Regions from separate parts of the Homo sapiens genome. Here all the other regions are linked to region 1. A link is a contact called in ENCODE Hi-C or POLR2A ChIA-PET data. All regions are on one chromosome and are shown on one strand. The core of a region is the stretch at or near the end of the contact, and the rest is flanking DNA. Distances in the headings are between cores, read along the strand shown.

Evidence for each region. A loop is a pair of places that touch in the nucleus more often than their neighbours do. ChIA-PET counts read pairs that join two places held with the same protein, here RNA polymerase II (POLR2A). Pooled maps may share reads with other maps.
Region 2: a loop to region 1 is called in a pooled map, with 1.9 times the contacts of the local background. The contact joins the promoter of LINC02098 here to the enhancer-like site in region 1. A Hi-C loop is called at or near these places in 1 of 168 maps with a recorded cell type or tissue (naive thymus-derived CD4-positive, alpha-beta T cell) and 7 of 50 pooled maps. POLR2A ChIA-PET finds 5 or more read pairs at or near these places in 2 of 52 experiments (activated T-cell and naive thymus-derived CD4-positive, alpha-beta T cell).
Region 3: a loop to region 1 is called in a map of transverse colon, with 2.5 times the contacts of the local background. The contact joins two enhancer-like sites. A Hi-C loop is called at or near these places in 2 of 168 maps with a recorded cell type or tissue (GM23248 and transverse colon). POLR2A ChIA-PET finds 5 or more read pairs at or near these places in 1 of 52 experiments (OCI-LY7).
Region 4: a map of CD8-positive, alpha-beta T cell shows a loop between it and region 1 (4-fold over the local background). The contact joins two enhancer-like sites. A Hi-C loop is called at or near these places in 77 of 168 maps with a recorded cell type or tissue (A673, B cell, CD4-positive, alpha-beta T cell and 47 more), 37 of 37 single-sample maps with no recorded cell type and 49 of 50 pooled maps. POLR2A ChIA-PET finds 5 or more read pairs at or near these places in 4 of 52 experiments (CD4-positive, alpha-beta T cell, CD4-positive, alpha-beta memory T cell, activated CD4-positive, alpha-beta T cell and 1 more).
Region 5: a pooled map shows a loop between it and region 1 (5-fold over the local background). The contact joins two enhancer-like sites. A Hi-C loop is called at or near these places in 1 of 37 single-sample maps with no recorded cell type and 6 of 50 pooled maps. POLR2A ChIA-PET finds 5 or more read pairs at or near these places in 4 of 52 experiments (CD8-positive, alpha-beta memory T cell, T-cell, activated CD4-positive, alpha-beta T cell and 1 more).

What each region holds. Positions count from the first base shown.
Region 1 is chr11:128,829,717-128,833,268 of GRCh38, forward strand. No RefSeq gene overlaps it. Among named protein-coding and RNA genes, the nearest start is that of KCNJ1, 36 kb to the right of the region's middle. Within about 2 kb of position 1,620, at least 14 of the 41 ENCODE cell types and tissues checked have a DNase peak (open chromatin) inside an H3K27ac peak, as active enhancers do; they include CD8-positive, alpha-beta T cell and natural killer cell, where a contact is called at or near this core.
Region 2 is chr11:128,207,190-128,210,741 of GRCh38, forward strand. It overlaps LINC02098 (long intergenic non-protein coding RNA 2098), which reads left to right and starts at 1,577. Exons shown (of 4, transcript NR_146647.1): 1 at 1,577-1,753. RefSeq lists an enhancer at 3,158-3,552.
Region 3 is chr11:128,259,203-128,262,754 of GRCh38, forward strand. No RefSeq gene overlaps it. Among named protein-coding and RNA genes, the nearest start is that of LINC02098, 52 kb to the left of the region's middle. Within about 2 kb of position 1,834, at least 2 of the 41 ENCODE cell types and tissues checked have a DNase peak (open chromatin) inside an H3K27ac peak, as active enhancers do.
Region 4 is chr11:128,283,694-128,287,245 of GRCh38, forward strand. No RefSeq gene overlaps it. Among named protein-coding and RNA genes, the nearest start is that of LINC02098, 77 kb to the left of the region's middle. Within about 2 kb of position 1,803, at least 2 of the 41 ENCODE cell types and tissues checked have a DNase peak (open chromatin) inside an H3K27ac peak, as active enhancers do; they include CD8-positive, alpha-beta T cell and natural killer cell, where a contact is called at or near this core.
Region 5 is chr11:128,317,459-128,321,010 of GRCh38, forward strand. All of the region lies in intron 1 of LOC124902787 (a long non-coding RNA gene), which reads right to left. Among named protein-coding and RNA genes, the nearest start is that of LINC02098, 110 kb to the left of the region's middle. Within about 2 kb of position 1,598, at least 4 of the 41 ENCODE cell types and tissues checked have a DNase peak (open chromatin) inside an H3K27ac peak, as active enhancers do.

The DNA.
Region 1 (3,552 bases), core at 370-2,869:
ATGTTTATAATTTCTGGTACACACTTCTTTCATTTGATGTTTTGAGGACATTGTCTAAAATCATTCCTTATTTTTAAGATGTGGTGTATGGAGTGTTGTGCTCTCACATCCTGAACCTTGGACACATTTCCTCTTCCTGGACTCCCCTCCACCCATCATTTGACTAACTCTTCCTTTTGCTTCACATTTCACTTCCATGTCTTTTTCTCAGAGAAGCTCTCTCTCCTCGGTGCCTCACACTAGGTAAGGATGCCTTGTGCCAATTCTCCCCTCTGACATTGGTGTGCCCTGTCAGCTGCCCCAAGAATATGAGCTCCATGGAGCTCCTAGTGTATTTTATTTTCTAAATGTGTCTGTAGGACATTGTTCAGTGCCCAAATATTTGTTTAAAATAGCAGGCTGGGCGCGGTGGCTCACGCCTGTAATCCCAGCACTTTGGGAGACCGAGGCGGATGGATCACGAGGTCAGGAGTTTGAGACCAGCCTGACCAACATGGTGAAACACCATCTCTACTAAAAATGCAAAAAATTAGCCAAGAGTGTTGGCGCATGCCTGTAATCCCAGCTACTCAGGAGGCTGAGGCAGGAGAATCACTTGAACCCGGGAGGTGGAGGTTGCAGTGAGCTGAGATCGCGTCACTGCTCTCCAGCCTGGGCGACAGGAGGGAGATTCCATCTCAAAAAAAAAAAAAATAGCGTAGCATTTCACACTGCATTAACTGATTTCCCTGTCATAGTACACTTAGGCTTTTCACCCCTACACATAATCCTGCAACAAACATGCGTTTATGTGAATTCATCTATTAGGTGTCTGTGGTAAAAATAATCCCTTAACAAGGAATATGACTTTGTGGTTAATTCTGTGTCATGTGTTCTACTAATTGATCTTCTCAACAGCCACATGGGGTTGGTTTCATTATCATCAGCTTACGAATGAGAAACCCACAACTCAGAGAGGGTAAGCGAGTTACCAAATTCATATGAAAGCAACTGAAAAAGAATTTGGACTCAGGCCTCCGGGAGACAGGAGCTGGCCTGTTCCTGGGAAAGCCCATGAATTTTGACCCAGACTAACCTGTGCTTTCAAAAGTGCCTGTTCTGCTATCTACAGTTGTTACTGGGATTAAATGAGTAGATACTTATAAAGCACTTAAAATAATGTCTGCTCATAATAAACCCTGTATAAATGTTGAATATATAGATACATAGCAGCTCTGCCCTGACTAGCCGTGTATGGACCATGAGCATGCATCTTAACCTCTCTGGGCCTCAGACTTCTCATCTGTAAAATGGGAGTCATGGTATTATGTCAGCTTTATTGTCAGGAAAATGTAAAGCACATGGAATCTCATAGACTCTAACACATGGTAACAACTTCCTCTTCGAGCCAGTCTAATCTCTCTAGAATGATAAACTTCTATATTTAAATCACAATTTAAATTTTTTTATGTCTTTCACGGTCATTTTATCACCCCAGCAATGACTAGAAGGCCCAATATTTTATATATCTCTGTTAAATATTCTAAGCATTATTAAGAGCTTTCTGGGTATAGCCAAGCCCTCTTAACCGTCAGAGGCAGACTACTTTTCAACCAGGTCAGTTTCACTTTTGCGATCTGGAAGTATATGGCGCCACCTGCTGGCCAAAGCACACCTCGCCAACAAAGTGCAGGTTAGTTCAGGATTGCCCATTCTAGTAGGATCCCCCCTCGACCCCTACCCTCCCCTGTCTTCACTTCCACCCAGGGGGAAATCTGAAGCACAGGATGGGTCAGCAATCGACTCTTTCTGAAGCTGGGTAAGACACATTATTCCTCTTGAACAGGCCCCCCTGCAGAAACTTAGGGACCCTAAGTTTCTCCACTTATGAAATAACAGGGTAGGGTCAGGCTTTGCCTAGGTCCCTCTCACCGCTAAGCTTCTAGGATTCTGTGAGTTCACCTCGGAGGCAGGCACAGGGAGGAAGGTGAGCTACTGTGTCTCAGGTTAAAATCAAGCCTGGAAATGGAAAGCAAGGCCAGGAATGTAGGCTGGGAAACGATGAGGCCCAGGACAGAGGAAACGAGGGCACAGCATGGGACCCCCGCTCATCAGCCAGACCCACCCTGCCTTGGCCTTGCCCATCATCGGCAGAATAATCATCATCACTCAAACTACCGCTTATTGGGAGCCTATATCAGACACAGTGCTAGGTTCTTTACATAGTGTTTTGTTAAATATTATTTCATACTATATCTGTACACTATCCCTTTAAGGTAGGTATTATTGTTGTTCACAACTGGAAAAAAGACTCAGAAAGGCTAAGAATTTGTTCAAGCTAAACACAGCCAATAAGTGGGAAATCTGGGATTTGACCCAAATCTGTCTGTCTTCAAAGCCCCTGAACCTTGCACCTTATTTCTTGCCTTCATCCCTCCTCCTTCCTTGCCTACTTTTTTCTTTTATGCTTCATCAGGCTGTGTTTTTCCGAGGCTATCACAGGTTCAGGTTGCATCTGGCCATTGATGTGGGGAACTGAGATAACCATAGGGATAATTGTGGTCTCTACTTGCCATTTTTAGTTCAACTAAAAACAACTTTGCTGGTGGCCTCAACAGCCCACTCATTAGTGATTGCTTACTTTCACTTTGTTGGTGTAGATGAAGGTGCCTCCGTGTCTTCCCTTCCAGTGAGGGCTTCCCAGCTTCCTCAGATGCTAAGTGCAACTGTAGATACACGTGGCCTCTGTGTTCCCAAAAGAAGCAGTGCAAGGGTGCAGGGCTTTATCCATTCCCAGACTCACCTGCCTTTCTGATCCTGGCTACCACCTTCCAGGTGCATTTTCCTTCAGGAACAGTGACTGCCAGGCACAAAGTTTGTGGGTGGCTCCAGGAAAGGGGAGAGGCACAGGAAAGAACGCTGGGCTAACTAGCAGGCAGGCACCCTGGCTTCTGACCCCTGCTTCCCCACTTCACAGCTACATGACCTGGGCAAGTCATAGGGTCTCTGAGACTCAGTTTCCCATCCTGAAAAATGGAAATGACGACACTTTCTCTGCCTCCCTCAAAAGTTAGTTTCTGCCTCTAATTCTCTAATCTGTCCCTCATGCCAACACAAGAGATATAGTCCCAAAATACTTGTTTAATCATCCCATGCCCCCTCAAAGACTCTGGTGGTTTGACTGATCAAGCCAGGACTCAAACTCAAGTCGGCTTGGCACCAAACTTCTGCCTCTTTGGACCATTCCTTCCACGTGGCCATGCTGTGGCCATGTAAAACTGCACGGCACTTCCCAGAGCCCCCAGACACATTCACGCTCCTGTGGCTCCGTCCGTCTGGAACATGTGCCCACCTGGTCACACCTCTCTACCCTTCGCCTTTCCCTCTGTCAAGTCGTAACCACACTTCGAACCTAGATCAACTGCCTTCTCCTCCTAGAAGCCTTCCCCTGCCTCCTTCAAGCACTTTTTTCATACTTAGTTTGTAGCCTTTATTCATTTCATTAATTAACTTCATTTCCATTTTAATATACTTGCGCACAAAATTTTCCACACAATGGTGAGCTCCATGACC
Region 2 (3,552 bases), core at 327-2,826, 620 kb before region 1:
ATGAATACATGTAAAAGTACTGAAAACTAAATAAGATCTATAGTCCAGTTAACAGCAATGTACCAATGTCAATTTCCTTGTTTGATGTTGTACTACCATTATAATATGATGTCATGCTTGGGGGAAGCTGGGTGAATGGTGCAGGGGTTCCTAGGTACTCTTTTGCACAACACTCTGAGTCTATAATTACTTTGAAAGTTTTTTTTTAAGCTAAGGAAAAGTTTCTTTCATTCAATAATCAACATCAACATTAACTTTCAACTGTTGACCTACATTACCACAGGGGTGAGCAGCTTGGGAGAAGAGGGCTCCTCAGTCTTGGTGCCAACGTGTTGTTTCTTGGCACCCCCACTGTTAATCTTGAGCAGACCTCCAGACCTACTCCAAATAAGCACACCAGTTGTGTAAAGCCAAGTATCCTGTTCAAGATCTTTTCTAGTCTTCATCCTTCCCTAGTTAGATCGCTACTTGAAACACTTTGGAAGCCACCATTAGATTGAGGGCTACTACTGGTAGTTCAGGGACCCAGATGGAAGAAGACACAGAGGTCAGCTGGAGAATTATAAGGTCTTCTTAATCTTATCCAATGTTTTTCAAGGATGGCAAATCAAATTCTGTCACTAACTTGGTTGTATTTATGTGACAAACGTTTAGTCAGTGCCTTCCCTGAAAGTCCTGAAACTTGTGAAAATGATTCCTGGTTGCCCAGTGCCTACAGGATAAATTCCACATCACTGAGTCGCTCACATAAACTCTTTCACAATATTTGCCCAACCTGCCTCTCTAGACCTATTTTTTTTCTTACTCCTTTCACCATCATTCTTCTTCAGGTTACCCTTACCCCAGAGGATATGATGCATTCTATATTCATCCACGTACATTTACTTGCAGTTTCACAAATATTGCACCACCCATTGTTCCTGCTAATCACTAAGTTTGGAATGTTCCCTCTGCCATTCCTGGAATATCCCTTGTCCCAACACACACATACATACACACACACACACACACATTCAAGCACAGAAAACACACACAAATCTTTTAGGGCCCAGTTCAAAAGTGGTTGCTTTGACATATTCCCTAACTAACCCCTGTGGTTTAGAATGGCCACTTCTTTCAGCTCCTCGCATTAGGAGGTGGAGACAGTTTTCCCCATTCTTGATTCTGGAATGGCCCAGTTAATTGTTCTCACCAGTTGAATGCAGTAGAGGTGGCACTGTGTGACTGTCCAGTCTCACTCAAGAGGCCTTGCAGTTTTTGTTCTCACTCTCTTGGAAAGCTGCTGCCCCCATATTAAAAACCTGGGTCAATATGCTGGAAAAGCCACATGGAAGAGAGCCAAGACACTCAGCTGCAAATTCGATGTTACTGCCAAGTATGTGAAGGAAACTTTCTTGGATCCTCTGGCTGCAGCCAAAACACCATGAGTAATCCCAAGAGATGCCAACAGAAGAGCTGTGTGGCTGAGCCCAGATCCCAGAGCAAAATCATGAACAATACCTTTTGTTTGAAGGTTCTTTTTTGGAATGATTTGTTACACCGTACTAGACAATTGATACAGCCTCGCCCCAACTCCAACCTCAAAAAACTAGTCATTCGGAATTCTGAAAGACCACAGCACTCTATGTCTACTTCTATTATAGATTCATATTTGACCATAATTATTTATTTCAACATTTCTCTGCACTACCAGACTTTGAGTTCCCTGGAACTAAAAATATTGCTTGGACCTCACGCTGTACCTGAATACCTGGTAAGCACTAAAGTAGTAATTGGCAAAGCAATGAAAAGCTAAAGAACTGGCCTTACTCAGGTTGATCCTGTCTGAGTGTGTTCGTCAAACCACAGGCAGAAGGAACTTTCACTTCATACACTGGAAAGAATAGTGAACCTCATGCCTCAGTGGTGTGGCTCACCTGAGGTTAAGTTTAGCAGCAGTAGTAGACTGGAACTTTTTAGAATGCTAAGATTCAACAGCCTCAGATGAACAGTATTTTACTAGCTCTGCCAATCTAAAAGCCTAGGGAACTCTTTGCTTGCAAATAAAAGAATATAATTCCAAGCAAAATCCTGTAAGACTTGGCTTTGAGTCAAAATTATAAAAATAAAAACATTTGATTTTTACAATTCCTCTCTAGAGTTTTGTCCAGCATTATCCAGATGAAGTTGAATTATTCAATATACCCTATAGTTATTTACATATAACTGGTGACATGGCTGAAAAAAGGAGGATCTTATCAATTGTCTTCAGATAATAATTTCTCCAGTTTAGAACCATATTTTGCCTATATGTTAGCTGGACGAGTCCAACTATTGAATCATTAAGTAATCCATTTCTAAGCATGGATATTAAGTTACTTTTTTACATTTAGTTAAGGTTGCATTATTGCATTTAGTACTATTTTCATCTTATGTGTTACTGTTAATATTATGTTATCTTTAATCACTAGATGAAGTTGGAAGGCAAAAAATGAGTAAGGGGCTTGGAAGAAGAAATTTTCAATTCTTGTTTTGCTTTGTCAGTGACTTGCTCCTTGTCCCTTTTCGTCTTAAATATTTGTCCCTAGTTTCATTACTGGCAATGCCTTTTAATGAAAAAAGAAATGTTTTAATTAACCACAATAGTATTTGTTTATGTTAACTTAAAAATTACAGCATTTGCAAATTTTTAACTATAACCAAAATCAACAGCTAGCCTAATTTTAAAAAAGACTTTAGAATGCCTTGATATCTATTGGAACATTACATATTTGTGATCCATTTTACTTTCTACTGTTGAACAGCAGATCCTTCTGGTTCAAGAAAGGCTACGACTCCTTATTAAGTTGCTGTAGTATTGGCAAAATACAAACCAAACTCTATATTAGTGACCCTGTATTTATTTGTAAGAAAATTTAATCCATATGATTTTGAGTCATTGTCACTTACAGTAATACAAGCAAATCATGCTGCGTAAGTGCTACTTGATTTCCAAGATGCCTTTTGAACCACCTTTTGAGGTGGTCTTTTTTATTTAGGACAAGAAGGTTTATTTTTACTGGTTGAAAAAAGGCTCAAGTTTGAGTAAAAATATGGGCATTCATCAAAACAGAGGATGAAAAACAGACTTCTTCAGACAAGTAACAGCGTAAGTGTTGAGGAGTGTTCTAGACAGATAGACTGACTCAGCTGTGACATGTACACTTTCTGGGCAAAGATTAACCCTCCTGCCAGCATAAGCCGACAGTAATAAGCAAGTCAACTTTTCTTTTCCACATTGTCCAATGTAGACAACTGGTGACTGAATTAAAAATGCAAATCAAATTATTGTAAAGTGAATGTGTGTTGATTTTGTAACATTTATTTAGGTGGGAGAGCCAGGGTTTGAATCAGTCTTGTGTTGTCTGTTGAACTGGGTGCTGAATGGAATCCACCTAAACTGGCTCGTCCTCAAACTTCATACCAGAGCAATGAATCACCTTCAAAGCTAACTCAGGGAGCATATTGGCTCCAAAGACCATTAACCCTGGGAACTCCCCAACTGAAAGGTGGGACTGGAGAGATTTAGAACTG
Region 3 (3,552 bases), core at 584-3,083, 570 kb before region 1:
TATTCCTCTGGGCTGGGTTTGGCAGCTTTTTGAATGATCAGATTAGTTTTAAAGTCAATAGAAACATAGCATACGAATAGCAAAATCACTGGCACTTAAGTACTTTGGAGCTGACTTCAGTCATAATTTAAGTATAAAGAGATTGGGGGAAGACAGAACAAATAGCCCATGAAAACTAGTTTTAGAGTTCTTTATTCAGTATGTGTTTGGGGAAATTGCAGGATAGACGACTCCAACAAATCCAGGTTTTAGTGTCTCTTGGGCTCCTGAAGCCTGGGAAAGGCAAAGTGGGCCAAAGCTGGCCTCAGTGTGTGTGGGAACTGCAGGGGATGGGGGTTAGGAGGACAGTTTATAAAGAAAATGGTTCAAAGCTCTATTTTGATTCCTAGGGTAAAGTAGGCTACCAGGAGGAACACAGAGTTCATTCAAGGCACAAAGCTCAGATTAAAATGTTTCATCAGCTTTCTAACTTCCAGCACGCTCACACTTGGGCACATCTAGCAGCCTGTGTACACCCAGAATTCTGTTGCTTTGGGGCACCAACAATACACTGAAACCAGTCTATGATGATTTTCATTCTCAATCATGTTAGCGAAGGCTCAGAACAGTTAACAACTATGAGAAGGTCACACAGCCCTCAACCCTTTGACTCCAAAGTCTGTGTGCTATGGGAGTCAGTGGATGAGAATACGTTCCTCTCTTGTTGTATTTTCTTGGCTCTCACTTACTTCTAAAGGTGTCTTTCATATTTTCAGCCTCCTCCTTTTACAAATAAGTCAACAGTATGGCCTGGCAGAGTCACTTAGTAGCTTTCCTCCAGTCATGGGTGATCAAATATTCTTTTGCATATTTGGCATATTTATATTCCTCAGGAAGTTGTATCCACTGGCCCATATCTTCAGTCAAATATAAGTTTTATGGTTGCAAAGTTCTAAATCTCTCTTACTCTCACATTTAAATTATCCCAGATCTTTCTGGAGATTCAAGGTCTACAGGAACCAGCAAGTATCTCTAAGCTGTGACTTAAAGAATTTGATTTATTTGGCTTCTTCTCCTTTGAATAGCTTGAGTGTTCCTGCTACAGGGAAAGGCCACAGAGTAAACAAGAAAATAAAATAACTAATGAAATCCAAGTATCTAATTCCAACAGAAGAGAAAGAGAGAGAGAGAGATCATGTAGAGACTCAAATAAATTATTTTGATTTACTATCTGAAACCTTAGATCAAATTTCTGACTACTTTTATTCACACATTCATTGCATCATTTTTTCCTCAAAATCCGCCTTTACTTTTGATCTCAGGCTGCTCTCAGAAACTATGATATCATTGAGTACTACAGTATTCCTCTTTTTCCTTGAAAAGGTCACTTATTTAATTTGCTCCTTGGACAAAAGCCCACGTGCCTTATAATCAAGGCCTGATCTTGCTTAATGCCATGAGAGTGAAAGGGATGTAGAGAGAGTTTATTCTTTTTCTAATGATATTCATATGAGCTGCTGCATTCCCACAAAAACAGGGCCAGGAAGGGTATGCTTAGCTTTTTCGAGAAAGGTGTAATAGTCAGGCAATATTTTTCCTATCTGTAACTCAGCTCCTTGAAAATGAGCCACTGTGGCATACCAGCTAGGAGATACTTTAGGTCTAGAATGTGGACATTCTGCTATAATGTTTCCTCACATAAATAGGAAACAGAAAATATTCTAGAGCAAAAGCAAAATTAACATGATCTGAGCTTACTCCGAAAATGTAGAATTCAAATTACATATGGAAGATCTTAACCAGAAGCAATGAGATGGGAGAGTTCCCTGACCCCCCTCACAGGAAGTTCTAGAGGGGTGTGGCTTATCTGTTTGGCCACCACATGCTCAAACCGCTTACAGGAGGGGGACCATTCAGACAGGCAGGCGCAGGAGCCGGGATGAGCACTTTTGGGCTCCAGCCCCACAGTAGCGTCTGGGGAGAGTACCTGCAACTCCTGAAACCTTGATGGGCTTGTTGCAGTGCTCCTTTTAGCTCTGACATCCACAGACAGCTTAAACGTTAACCAGCTCAGTGCCCTCTTGGTAGCCAGGTTCTTGTCTGGCATCCAGGAAAAATCAGGTCACACAGACAAATTGAAGGATGGTAAATGCTGGGAATTTTATTGCCAGATGGAGGTGGCTCTCAGCGGGATGAAAGGGAATGGAGTGGGAAGATGAGATCTTCACCTGGAGTTCAGCCAGCCTGCGGCTGATCTTCTCTCCAACTGCCCCCAGCTGAACTCCTCTTGATATTCAGATGCTTCTTCTCTTCTCTCCTTCTTTGCCTTGCCACTCTTCTATTCCTCTGCTCTTCTGCTCATGGAGCCTGGGGTTTGGAGTTTATATGGGTACAGGATGGGGGGCGTGGCAGGCCAAAAGGCAACGTTTGGGTGCAGAAACAGGAATGCCTGTTCCCATTTAGGGCCGTAGGTTTCCAGGCTTGAGGCTTTGCTGGGGAACTGCCCTCTTCTACCCAGTATCTCCCTTGCCTTCTGTTCGTATCAGCAACATCAGTAGGATATGGAATTATGTTCCCAGACGACTTCTGAAAATACATGATCTCCATCAGGGCATAAGACTTCACAAGAAGTACATAATAGAAATCATCCCTAGCATTGAGAAGAAAGAAATGAAGTCAGCTCCATCCACTGCAGGCCCTGAAGCCATGGGACAACAAGGAGGTAAATGCAACAGCTCATGTTCCTTCAGAGTAGCAGGTTTTAGCGGGGAAGAGCATAGCCAGTGATCAAAGAAACTCATTAGAAAAGATGACAAGAAACCTTCCTGTTTAATACTGCTGTACCTTTTCCACTTATTACTGAGATTTCCTCTTCTGAAAAAAAATCATAGTGATTCGGACATTGTCCGGCGTGAGTAAAGCTTAAGACAGCTCTGCTTCAAATTCTTCTTTCATCCACCCCCATTTATTTCTGATTGACATGACACTTCCAGCCTGAAGAAGCTGACAATCATTGGATAAGAGGTAGCACAAGAGGTTCACCTGAGAGGAAATAAACAGGAGCTCAATGGGGAAAAAACAGTAATACCACATTTCAGTGGCAGGAATTAGTAAAGTGCTTTTATTTCCATCTCCCTTTATCCCTTCAGGCAGCCACTACAGTTTGACTCCTTTGATTCTCAACCCAAAAGATCACATCCTGATCTAAATGAATCCTTTTTGTTAGAATGTCTTCCCTTTCCCATTTGTGGGAAATGCCTAAATCCTGACCTAAATCCAAACCAAAACTGTCTCCTATCTGCTGTGCTATGCCTCTTATTCTCCATCTCCCACTTCCATGGCCCAGAAATATGAGTCCGTCACCGTCTTCTCTCTGTGCATCCTCTGATCTGCTGGACTCTAATCGCTCACTCCTGACTTTCGCACGGTAGAAATAACAGACTCTGCTGGCCATGTGAATACAATCATCCTTTTCTATCTCTGTGTATGCAGAGTAGTGGGGGCAGAGGTGGTGAAGAGAAACAGGACATAGGGAGGGGGGCTGGGCTAGAGGAAGGAAGGCTAATGACAGAG
Region 4 (3,552 bases), core at 553-3,052, 550 kb before region 1:
ATCACTGTCACAATGGATTTGTTCTTCTCAACATGGAATTGTCCACTTTTGCTTATAAGGCCAGTTACATTATATATTTAAAACTTTAAAAAATCTGGCAATGCCATAGCTTTGGAACAGAGTCAGAGAGATTTCTATATCTGGTTAGTCTAAAATCTGTAACAAAAGTCCTGTAAGGCACTTAAAAAATTCCATAATCAGAGATCAATTATCTGTCTTATATGTCTTCCAAAGTACCATGCCAAAAGCTCATATCCTTTCAGGTCATGATAGCTAATACTTTTGAGGGCTTAAGCACCATTCTAAGCATTTTATGTTCTTATTTATCTTTACAGTAATACCATGAGGTGGACTTTACTCTTGTACTCCATTTTACAGATGGGAAAGCTGAGGCACAGAAGGTTGAAAACCTCCCCAAGCTTACATAGTTAATAAGGAGTGGTTCTAAAACAACCCATGCTTTTAAACTGCTAAGCTACCCTGAAAATATATTTTTCAGCTTATTTTTCTCTCTTTCTGTAGTATCAGTCACCCCAATCTGTCCTCCCTGTCTTTTACTCATCTATTGAGACCCATCTCCCTGTAGCAAATGTCACATTCCTCTGCAACTTAAAACAGATACTCTCCACCTTCTCTGGATTCTATAGTTCTGTGTTCTATTAATCATTTTATATTGTTATTATCTACTTATAAGTTTGTTTTCCACATTAAATGTTGAATTCCTTTAAGGCATGGACTTTTTTTTTTAATCTCCTTTGATTGGCAGTGGTGATACGGTGTATGGCCATAGAGTAAGTCTTTGGCAGATCTTAATTGGATAAATAAAGTTCTGGAGAAGCAGCTTGCTAAGCCATTTTTACAACCATATTAAATTATTTTAACAGTTCAGGTACAAGTTTTTGTGTGACTATCAACATAATAATACTATATCGCAGCTAAATGTGCTAGGAAAAACACAGATTTTTGGAATCAGGCTGATCCAAATTTTGCTTACATTGACACATTGATTTTTGCTCCATTTCTGAGAGGCATGGATTTGGGTAAATTAAACTCCTGACAGAGTATCAGTTTCCCATCTGCAACACGAGCCTCATATGACTCCTCATGTGTGGGAGTCAATCTGCGAGACGGTCCCCAATGGCCCCTACCTTCTGATAATCATACCCCGTGTACTTCCCCTCCCTTCAGTGTTGGGAGGACTTAGGGACTTGCTTCTAATGAATAGACTACTGTACCAATGATAGGAAATCACTTGCAATATTTGGTTATAAGAAAACCATGCCTTCAGTCTTAGGTTCTCTCTCAAAACTCTCTTAGATCACTTCAGTTTGGGGGAAGCCAGCTACCCTGCCCACTTGGCATGCAGTTGAGGGCTGCTAACAGCCACGTGTGTGAGCTTGGAAGTGGATGCTCTCTGAGTTGAGCCTTGAAATGACTGCAACCCTGGCTAACATTTTAGTCGCAACCTTTTGACAAGACCCTATGTCTGAACGATGAGGCTAAGCCAATTCCAGATTCCTGACCCAAGGAAACCCACGGAGAAGAAGTGTTTGTTGTTTTCATTCAACAGCTAAGGTAATTAGGGGTAATCTGTCCCATAGCAATCAATAACTAATAGACTATGCCAGTGGTATTCTTATTCAAAACCTATATGCTAAGCCTTTGAGACAGAAAAAGCAAAACAAAACAGAAAGAAGCAGGCCTTGGGAAACTTACAAAATTAGAAAAGAATACAAACACCAATTTATGTCAATTTAGAAACATACTTATTACAACTTGCTTGTAGCTCATCAGTTAGCGAGGTGCCACCCCACTCTATGTGTGGGGTTTTAAGAGGAAATGGCAGATGTTTCTGTTAAGATTTCCAGGAGAGGCTGAACTAAAGAGAATGCCTAACTACATAGGACAGGATGGTTATCCACTCATTGAAGGACTGATTACCTCGGAGGGTTGCCCAGTAGGTCATCTGAGGTCCTTATTGAATCTCTCTTAATTTTATTTCCACTTTTAAACTTGCATGAATAGTTCTGATGATAATTACCAAATGTTGATATGTATGGAAAATCAGCATTCCACAAATATCCAACTTGGGCAGCTTTCATACACGTGTGGCTGCTTGAAATTCAGCAAATTTCATTAGAATCACATGTTTGCTTAGAGAAATAGTAGCCAAAAGCTGTGCTGGAAACACACACACAAACACACACACACAAACACACACACACAAGCAGTGCAAAAAAGAAGAAATCTTAGGTTGAACGTGTGCGAATTGCAAGCTTCAAGCTGGATCTTCTGAGGTCCCTCTCTGCCACTCTCTTAGGTTGTAAAATCTTGGATCAATCCCTTAATACTCTGCCTCCATAGTTACTGTATTTAATACTTTCACCTATTGTAAGGTGTCTCACTCCCTACATTTGATTTTTGTATGTACCTGTGCTAACAAGCACTTTGCTCAATTGCCAAATATTGTAAATATTGTTAAGGAAATATATTTAATTTCTATCAACTGCTACTATATATGGAGTCTACCTCCATATCCCTTTCCCAATTATCCATTATCCACTAGCCTTTAGGATGTCATCAGGACATTCAACCCTTGTTCCTTGCAATTTCAATTCAAGTTTATTGTTTTAGTTTTGGATTTTTCTTCTCAACTGGCATCCTGCCCGCATCTGTAACAACCTCAAGACATTGAACAAGAATGACATTTATGATTCATATTGCAAGCTAAGGTTCTTTACTCTTAATACTCTGACCTTAAAACCCTTTGGCCTTCATCTATGCTCTCTTTGTGCCTAGAACCATTTCCAGGACCAGCATTTGACATCTTCATGTGGCAAAAGAGAATTCCTGATTTTCTATAATGCCAATCCTCACCCTCACCCACTTCAAATCTGCTCCTCTGTAGTCTTTCTCATCTCTGTAAACAGGACCTGCAGTTGTTTGAGCCAAAAGTTTAGAAGTTATCCTTGATGCCTCTTTTCCTTTTATCCCCCAATGCTAGAGCATTTCTTGTGATCTCTTATCACATGGTTGCCTCTATCTAGTCATTCAGGTGTTGACTTAGCTGTTCTTTGAGACCTTCCTTTCCCAATTAGTGTATGGTAACCCCAGCCACCTTCAGTCACATCACTCTGTTTATATCATCATCACCACCTGATATTTTCTTTACTTATTTTTTTCATATTGTCTGTTTCTTTCTGCCTCCTGCCATTGCTATAGATCACAGCTCCATGAGGACAAGGAGCTCGCATGTCATATTGACTATTAGGATCATAATAGTGAGGCGCAGAGTTGGTAAGCAAAACTCACATGCATTCATGCTTTTGGAATTCACCTTAATATCAGGCCTCCTGCCTTCTGATCACAATAAGGCCACAGCAATTTCTCACCCTTCATTGTGATCTGTTGTCCCTCAGTGAATCCCTGATTTCCCATTTTCCTGCCCACTTCTGGTCCTGAGGTGGCCTTGTCAGTGCTTCTCTCTTTCAAACGCTGGAATCCTCATGTGCTTGGCTGTTCTTCTTACTTCTAGTGCTAGCTTCTGCCTCC
Region 5 (3,552 bases), core at 348-2,847, 510 kb before region 1:
TTAGGGTATTTCAACTGCAGTCATAATCATAATGCTTATTCATAGATAAATGAATTTGCGTTCAAGGAAAAGAAGTTCAAGGTATTCTAAATTTAGTGATTTCTATCTAACTAGACTATCAGAAAGCAACAGGCCTACTCCCCTTCTCCCGATGCAAAATGTCTCATACCCAATATTTGATACAGTAAAAATAAAAACATACAAAATTATTCTACATGTATAATTAAACCATTTTTAAAGAGATAGTTTATTGTGTGTCATTATGTGGTTCAATGACTCTTTGCAGTACATAACTAATCCAAAAATTTATTTACAACTTAGAATCTAAAAAAAAATGATAGGCTTATATCTGGTTAAAAAACAATAGCCCATCATGTTTCTCTAATTTTCTTGCCTGCCAAGAAGCTCAGGAAGTGGTACTGCTCAAGCAAGTAGCTCAGTGTTTCCCAAAGGGTGCTCCACAGAGTTCTACTGCACGATGATTTTAAAAACATTTGTTTAATGACATAAATGTGAGAAAATAAATGTACAATTCCATCAGTATATTAACAATTCTAAGAGATCTAATAATAAATGTTTATATTTATGTATTTGTTTATTTTTATTTCAATAGCTTTTGGGGAACAGATGGTTTTTACATGGATAGATTCTTTATTGTTGATTTCTGAGATTTTGGCGCCCCTGTCACCTGAGCAGTGTACACTGTACCCAATGTTAGACTTTTATTCCTCACCCCCTTCCCACCCTTCTCCCTGAGTCCCCAAAGTCCATTATATTATTCTTATGCCTTTGTGTCCTCATAACTTAGCTCCCACTTATAAGTAAGAGTATACAATGTTTGTTTTTTCATTCTTGTATTACTTCACTTAGAATAATGATCTCCAACTCCATCTAGATTGCTGTGGATGCCATTATGTTGTTCCTTTTTATGGCTGAGTAGTATTCCATGGTATACACACACACACACACACACATATGTATTACATTTTCTGTATCCACTCATTTGTTGGTGGGCTGGTTCCATATTTTTGCAATTGCAAATTGTGCTGCTATAAACACAAATGTGCAAGTGTCTTTTTCACATAATGACTTCTTTTCTTCTGGGTAGATACCCAGCAGTGGGATTGCTGGATCAAATGGTAATTCTTCCTTTAGTTCTTTAAGAAATCTTCATACTGTTCGAATTTGTTTTATCCAATCTTTCCTAAACTTATCCGACTGTAGAATTCTGCCTTTGCATAATATCTGCTATTTCAAAGCTCACAAAGTTGGGAAAGGCTGACCTAGGCCGTTGACTGATTTATTTCCCTCTTCCTTCTAAAGGTCCATTTTGTTTTTCTCTACTTCCATGCCTATCTTCCATATATGGATTATAAGGCACAGATAATAAACTGTGAGTGGGGGCAAGTCTGTATGTATATGTAGTAAACACACCACAAAAGGTGTACGTTCTGCTCTGCTTCTTCCCCCGCTCCCCCCTTTAGCTATTGAGCTCAAGCTTGTTCCTGGCAGGACCTGCACATAGCAATATAGCCTTCTAGGGAAAACCCAAAGCCCTTCAGGAAGTGGTATGCGATGATGTACTATAGTAGCTGGTATGTTTCCTTCTGAGTCAGGGCTACCACAAGGGGGTCCCCAGGATTTGACACCTCTCTGAAAAGATGCCAAGATGCTGGTGCCGAGGTCATGACTGCCTCTCCCTTTGTTAAGGGCCCTCTAGGGCTTTTCCCAAGTCACTGAGATTAATAGAATCCAAACCAGATTTCAGCCCAGGCCCTCCCCTCTCTTTGAATTACCGTTGCTTCCTTATTTTTTTCTCTTCTTTTTTTTTTTTTTTTCATTGAGACAGAGTCTCGCTCTGTCACCCAGGCTAGAGTGCAGTGGTGTCATCTCGGCTCACTGCAATCTCCACCTCTCGGGTTCAAGCAATTCTCCTGCCTCAGCCTCTTGAGTAGCTGGGATTACAGGTGTGTGCCACCATGCCTGGCTAATTTTTGTATTTTTAGTAGAGATGGGGTTTCACCATGTTGGTCAGGCTAGTCTCGAACTCCTGACCTCGTGATCCGCCTGCCTTGGCCTCCCAAAGTGCTGGGATCACAGACGTGAGCCACCGTGCCCTGCCTGCTTCCTTGTTTTAATGCTTCCTTGGAGTATCTTCAGTCTCCCGTTTATGGTTTCACATCCTTCTACCATGAAAGGCACACTTCAGTGCTGCATCCAAAGCAGCGTCATAAAGATGTTCCCATGGGTTCATTTCGCATTTGCTCCCAAATCTTCCACATGAGAAGACTAACTTAAAAGGGTTCCTGAAACATACCATATGCCTGGAGCAGTATTAATAATGCCGTTTCACATGTTTAGAGATCTTTAACTCTTCTTCCCTGTGCTGGTCAGTGCACGTCTTCAGAGGCTCAGTTCTATAGGGCTCTGTCAGGCTGATTCTTACAGAAAAATACTCCCATGCTCCTTATATAAGGAATTAACACTACTGTGAAAGAATCCTAGAACCATTGCCATTTAGTTGAAATCTTGCTTCTTTTATGCAAATTAATAATAATATAATTATTAAGAGAGTTCAGAAGTGCTAGCCAGTTTCTCTTTTGTCAGCAGCTGTCTGGAAAGCTTTTACCTAGAGAACAACTTTACATTCTAGAGCTTCTTTTCTCTAGAAGACTCCAGATAATTCTCAAACCATTCTCTTTGAAAGATGGAGAAAACTAGGCCCAGTGGAAGGCAGTGAATCTCCACTGGCTGCTTTCGAACCTGTTCCAGATTCAGTGTACAGAACCTCAGTCCTAGGTCAACTTTCCAACATATGGCACTGCTTCCTGGACACAATCTGTCATTTAAAAAATAATGTTTATAAAACATTGATCTGTGAACCAGAATCTCCTGGAGTGCTTATTTTAAGATTAAATTTTAGTGGAAAAATTGGTGAAATCTGAATAAAGTCTGTAAATAGTAAGTGAATAGTATGCGAAAATTAAGTGAATAGTAATGTTCCACAATTGTGTATGAAATTAACGTTGCGCTTTTGGGTATTTAACCAAGTGAATTGAAAGCAGGGACTTGAACAGATATTTGCAAACCCAGGTTCATAGCTGCATTGTTCACAATAGTCAATAGGTAGAAACAATACACATATCCATCAACACACAAATGAAGAAAGAAAACGTGGTATATACATGCAATTGAATATTATTGAGACTTACAAAGGAATGAAATTCTGACACATGCTGCAATATAAATGAACCTTGAAGACACTACGTTAAGTGAGACAAGCCAGATACAAAAGGGCAAATATTGCATGATTTCATCTATATGAGGTACCTAACAGAGTCAAATCCATAGAGACAGAAAGTAGAATGATGGCTGCCAAGACAGAACGGAGTGTTATCATTCAATGGCTACATAGTTTCCATTTGGGAAGATAAAAGATGGATGATGGTGATGGTTGCCCAGCAATGTGAATGAATATTCTTAATGCCATTGAACTGTACACTTAAAATAATTAAAATAGTAAATGTTATATTATGTATATTTTACCACAAT